Linked DNA regions of Homo sapiens: region 2 is linked to region 1. The links are chromatin contacts, found by Hi-C or POLR2A ChIA-PET in ENCODE. All regions are on one chromosome and are shown on one strand. Each heading gives the region's core, a stretch centred on a gene start or an enhancer-like site at or near the end of the contact. The rest is flanking DNA. Distances are from core to core; before and after follow the strand shown. Region 1 has its middle 41 kb from the start of KICS2. Region 2 overlaps SRGAP1 (SLIT-ROBO Rho GTPase activating protein 1).

Region 1 (2,845 bases), core at 322-2,821:
CTCCCAAAGTGCTGGGATTACAGGTGTGTGCCACTGCGCCTGGCAGATTGGAGGTTTTCAAACTGCAATCCCTGGTCCTGCAGCATCAGCAACACTTAGAAATACAAAAGCCAGGGTCTTACCCTTGACCTGCTGAATCAGAAATGAGGCTTAGCATGCTTTGTTTAGCATCCCAGTGATTCTGATTCATACTTTATTGGAGAATCAATAATCTAGATTTAAGATCCTTAGCCTGGGGTCTGTGAATGTGGATAGGAAAAAAATACATCTTTATTTTCCCTAATGTCTAACTGAAATTTAGCATTTCCTTCCATTACAGATGTAGGCCATAAATTGCCACGATAATTATTAGGACCAATGCCATATCATGTTATTAAATGTATTAATAAAGAAGAATGCATACAACATAGCAGATTTTTAAAGATTTTTATAACTGTATTTCAATATAATTGGTTTCTTTGTAATTTCGTGTATCATTTTATACATTAAAAACATTGTGAGAAAGTGTATGCTTTGCAGGCTGCCAATGAAATCTCATCTTTTATCATACCAAAAATGTGAAGAACCCCTAGTCTAGAAGGATTCCAGACAAAGAAAACTCGGAGCAAAGGCAAGAAAATACATGGCCAGCCAAGTATTCCATTTTGCGTAAAACTGAGGTAAAGCAAGGAAATGCCGGAAGAGAAAAAAGAAAAGGCTGAACCTGATTGTCAGAACTGGACTTCTTCCAGCAGACTCTGGGGAGCTACTTAATCAGGACTTTTTAAAAAGAGGGAGCAAGAGGCAGAGCCAACGAGACACAACCAGCTCAGGGTTTTCAAAGAATTCCCTAGCAAAGGTAAGAAGGAAGGCCTGGAATAGAAAGAAACAGAAGGTGAGAGACCAAGCAGGAGATGAGATTTCTAATCCAGGCTTATCTAATAGCCCAAAGTGAAGAAAGAACTGACTATGAAAATGGGACGAATATGAGAGTGCTGTGAAAATTCAGCAGTGACTAAAACAGAAGAATCAAACATGACTCCAAAGTCTGAAGAGAAGGCGACTGGGACAAGAGTCATACTAAGAAAGAATTAAGGATGCCAAGTGGAGCAAGTCTGGCAAAGGAAAGTGCTGAGTTGCCTACAGGATATCCGGGTGAAAACATCCAGCAGTTATTTATCCGCCTGGGACAGTACTGACCTTTAAGACTTACTGTATCTCCTGAATAGCCTATTTGGACTTCATCAAGAGCTTTTCCCAAACAGGGATTTTTATCTTGCGGGCCCATGGACTCATGGGGAGTCCCATGAACCTCCCAAATTATTAAAGAAAATTTTATTTGTGTTCATGGACATTTGGGGAGAGGTATGTACTTTCATTACAAACTCAAGGAGCACGAAACTCCCTTTTCCCTCACAAAAATGTTAATACTCTCCATTCATCCTTCTAAACACTCCAAGCAAGGTAAGCCCTCTTGTCTGAAAATTTGGGGAGGGAGCATGAGTCTCAGAACAAACAGAAAATGCCTCAGGAACAAAGCAGCAGCAGCAGTTACAGTCATGCGTGGATGGTTCTGAGTCAGGAGAAGCTCACTGCACAGTCACCAGATGAGGAAGGCATTTGGAATGTCTTGGTTAAAACTCACTGGAAATGACAGAAGAGTTTCTGACTCATTTCTTGAACCAATTCTTGCCTGAATACCTGTCTCTACAAGAGCAGTCATTAATGCCCCAACCTTAAACAGTAAAAATTGTCATTTTTATAAACATCATACTGCTCAACTTCCCACTGTCCAAAGAAGCTGAGCTGCACGGGTTGTCCCAGGATGGAAAAGAAGCCACAGCCAAGAAGCTGTGTCTTGCTTTAGTGTTGCCATCTACTGGCTGGTGCTCACTGACTCTCATTCCCAATCTTTTCACTGCCAAAGGAAAGATTTTGCAATTAGGCTGCTTTTTTTATCCAGAGCCTCTCTAGACAGTTCAGTCCCCAAGAGGTCAAAAAAAAAAAGTTTTTTTTAACAGAAACCTACCAGCTCCAAAAAAAAAGTAAGGCAAGACCAAATGTCAACAATGTTACTAGGAAGCTTCAGCACTGACTAACAGAGTTTATGGTGAATGCTCCCTAAATGTTAGCCCCACATAATTAAGACAAAAGATGCTTTTAATGTGTTGTATATGAAGTGATTATGAATAAGCAGAGGTTTGTGCCCACAGAATGGAATAGGGATATAACAGCATTGAAAATTGTTATTGTTGTTGTTGTTTCGTTAAAAGTAATTCTCTTTGCTAGGCTGTGTGTAGAAAGTGGTTATCCTGGTAAGCTTAATAAACATAGTGCCGGGGATTCTGGCTGAATAGCTGAGAGTTAGAATTGAATGGGTTCTCACATACCCCATGGAGGCAGGAAGCAAGGACCAGGTTCCCCAAGTGAGGACTTTGTTGCTCTTATTGAACTACAATGAAAGGGTCTTGTACACTTACTTCATAAGCCCATGGCACTGACCAGAACAGCAAAGATTCTTTATTTCCGAATGCCATAGTAACTCTTTTCACTATTCTTTCGTGTGTGTGTGACAGTACTCACTCTGTCACTCAGGCTGGAGTGGCATGATCTTGGCTCATAGCAGCCTCCATCTACCAGGCTTAGGTGATCCTCCCACCTCAGCCTCCTGACTAGCTGGAACTTACAGGCACATGCCACCACACCCAGCAAAATTTTTTTTCTTGTATTTTTTGTAGAGATGGGGTCTCACCGTGTTGTCCAGACTGGTCTCAAACTCCTGGGCTGAAGTGATCTGCCACCCTCAGCCTTCCAAAGTGCTGGGATTACAGGCATGAGCCATGCCTGGCCTCTCTTCACTCTTCTT
Region 2 (2,958 bases), core at 64-2,563, 77 kb before region 1:
AAGTGCTAGAATTAAGGTGTGAGCCACTGTGCCCGGCCAAGCTGTTGTAAAAAATTATGCCACGCCATACTGGCTCTTCATAAACCACTTTTTTAAAACTCAATAATATTATTTTCAAAATATAGCTTTTAGTGACCCTATAATGATTTCTATTTTATGTAACAAATCCCCTAGTTTAGACATTTAGATTGTTTCCAGTGATTTTGCAACTATACCAAAATACTATGATGAGCTTCTTAGTACCTAAATTTATTTGCCTTTTCTGATTATTTCATGAAAAAAGCTTTTGAACTCTTTTTCTGGTGCTCAATATATGTTTTTGCTATAAAAATTTCTTTCAGCTTTATTGACATACATGGTAGTTTTCTCTCTGAATTCTAAATTTCTGTTTGATGCCTTATAATAATGTTCTTAATTTTTCCTTTATCCTTAAAAATATTTAATAGGCTGAGTATCTGAACTGAGTAGGTAAAGCTCTCTAGGCTAAGACTCAGTTTCTTTACTAACCTCAATATGATAATTCAGCAGAATAGGAAACATCTATGTATGTATTTCTATAGTGCTGTTATTTAGGAGAGAAATCAATGGTTTAATTCACAGAAGTCAGTCTGTTAAACAATTATATACAAAGGTTTGATTAACACCTTGACATTGTTAGTGTGAACCTAAAAATGTCCTGAAACTGATACATTCATCTTGAATGCCAGCTGTTAGGCTATGGAACTCACAAGTATGTGTGTACCCACTGTTAAATAAACGGTTTCTAAATGTGGCTGCCAAGGAATTTCCTTCCCTGTCTTCATACCTAAGGAGAAATTTGCATCTTGTGATTTATTATTCATTTTCTGGCAAACAAATACTTCTACAAATAGTCCACAGAAGAACCAGTATTTTCAGAGTGATGACCATTTGAACTTTTTGCCATTTGCTGAAGTAACTTGTGTTTTATGGTAAATTTTTCACATGCATTTACATGGAGCTATCTAACCCGCCTGCTGGGAAGTTGGGACGCTAACATGAGAATCTTGCATTGCTGGGAAAAAAACATATATTAGCCCAGGGAGCTTTGAGCATGTGATCAAGGTTGGATGAATGCCACTTTTACCTAATTACATGAGACCTTGAATTGTGGAAAACAAAGCCCAGCTTACAAGAAATCCAAGTGAAATACTGATTTTCCCCACTGACAACTTTTCTGAGGGGAAGAAAAGACCCATCTTTCCCTCCAGCATGAAATTGTGAAATTTGCCACACTCAGAGCCAGCTAGGAACACACATTCATCAGGGTGTCAGCAGCAACCATAAATTTTGCCCACTAACTGGACTCAGGACAGTAAATGAGTCATTTGTACCAGAGCGAAGCTCCTGTAGGATACACATTGCGCGCCTGTTGAGCAGCCAGCCAGGTAGAATTGGGAGTCCTGCTCGCAGCCATCACGGTTAGAGGCCTTCGAGACGAACAGATTTGCTACTACTTCAGGAATGCCAGCAGTTCTGTTTTGCTTTGATTTGTGTTGACTGTAGTTAAAGAGAATGTACATCTGCCTCATATAACTTTATCTAGTTTTTTTAGTGTCACTTATGTCCTTGTTGCTTTTCCCCTGAAGTCTTTCATTTGCATCCCACAGGCCCCCTCATTCTTTTATTGTGGTAAAAATATATATATATATAAAAAATATAAAATTTACCATGTTAACGATTTTTAAGTGTACAGTTCGGTGGCATTAAGTACATTCACAATTATCACCACTATCCATTTCTAGAACTTTTTCATCTTCTCAAACAGAAACTCGGTACTCATCAAACAATAACTCCCCATCCTCCTGCACCTCCGCCCCAGGCCCTGGCTTTATCTCTTCTGCTTTCTGTCTCTATGCATTTGCCTATTCCAGGTACCTAACATAAGTGGAATCATATAATACTTGTTCTTTTGGTGACTGGCTTCAGTTAGCATAGTGTCCTCAAGCCTCATGCATGTTGCAGCATGTGTCAGAAATGTTTTTCTTTTTAAGGCTGAATAATACTGCATTGTGTGTGCATACCACATTTTGTTTATCCACTCATCTGTCGATGAACATTTAGGTTGTCTCTACCTTTTGGTTATTATGAATAATGCTACTCTGAAACTGCTGTACAAATATTTGTTCCCTCAATTCTTATTAAATAAAATTTTAAAACTGCCTTTAAGAGGTAGAGGGACTAAGTTTAGAACCAAGAGATAGAAACAAGAAGATCTTGAATTAAGATTAAACTTCTTGAGGCCGGGGATGGTGGCTCATACCTGTAATCCCAGCACTTCGGGAGGCTGAGGCAGGCAGATCACTTGAGGCCAGGAGTTTGAGACCAACCTGGACAACGTGGCAAAATCCCCTCTCTACTAAAAATACAAAAATTAGTCAGGCATGGTGGTGGGTGCTCCTAATCCCAGCTACCTGGGAGCCTGAGGTATCAGAATCACTTGAACCTGGGAGGCAGAGGTTGCAGTTAGCTGACATCACCCCACTGCACTCCAGCCTGGATGACAGAGTAAGACTCTGTCTCAAAAACAACAACAACAACAAAATCTCTTGGAATTAATGCCTATGTCCTGTAGTTACAGAGAATGTAGCCTCCAGAGTGACTTGCTGTCTATGGGATTTGACAAATATTAAAGATGAATAATATAGTAAGAGTGGTTCTTTTTACATCCTTTCCTTTCCTTTTGTTTTTAACTCTAGGACTTTAAAACTAGCGTTAAGCTACAAAACTCCTGTCCCTGATAGTTGACCTTAACTTTATGATTATTAATTGTTTTAGAGACAATGTATTCCTCTGTTGCCCAGACTAGAATGTGGTGGTGTGATCATAGCTCACTGGAGCTTCGAACTCCTGGGCTCAAGCAATTCTCTTACCTTAGCCTCGACCTTAACTTTAAAATGAGGATTTGCTGGGAGAATGAGGAAACTTCACTTTTGAAAC

The links. A loop is a pair of places that touch in the nucleus more often than their neighbours do. ChIA-PET counts read pairs that join two places held with the same protein, here RNA polymerase II (POLR2A). Pooled maps may share reads with other maps.
Region 2: a loop to region 1 is called in a map of mammary epithelial cell, with 5 times the contacts of the local background. The contact joins two enhancer-like sites. A Hi-C loop is called at or near these places in 13 of 168 maps with a recorded cell type or tissue (IMR-90, PC-3, Right ventricle myocardium inferior and 9 more) and 6 of 50 pooled maps. POLR2A ChIA-PET finds 5 or more read pairs at or near these places in 3 of 52 experiments (MCF 10A, PC-9 and Panc1).

What each region holds. Positions count from the first base shown.
Region 1 is chr12:64,180,025-64,182,869 of GRCh38, forward strand. No RefSeq gene overlaps it. Among named protein-coding and RNA genes, the nearest start is that of KICS2, 41 kb to the right of the region's middle. RefSeq lists an enhancer at 1,129-2,328. Within about 2 kb of position 1,572, at least 18 of the 41 ENCODE cell types and tissues checked have a DNase peak (open chromatin) inside an H3K27ac peak, as active enhancers do; they include PC-3 and mammary epithelial cell, where a contact is called at or near this core.
Region 2 is chr12:64,103,243-64,106,200 of GRCh38, forward strand. The region is part of intron 15 of SRGAP1 (SLIT-ROBO Rho GTPase activating protein 1); the gene reads left to right. The region is part of intron 1 of LOC105369798 (a long non-coding RNA gene); the gene reads right to left. Among named protein-coding and RNA genes, the nearest start is that of KICS2, 120 kb to the right of the region's middle. Within about 2 kb of position 1,314, at least 6 of the 41 ENCODE cell types and tissues checked have a DNase peak (open chromatin) inside an H3K27ac peak, as active enhancers do; they include PC-3 and mammary epithelial cell, where a contact is called at or near this core.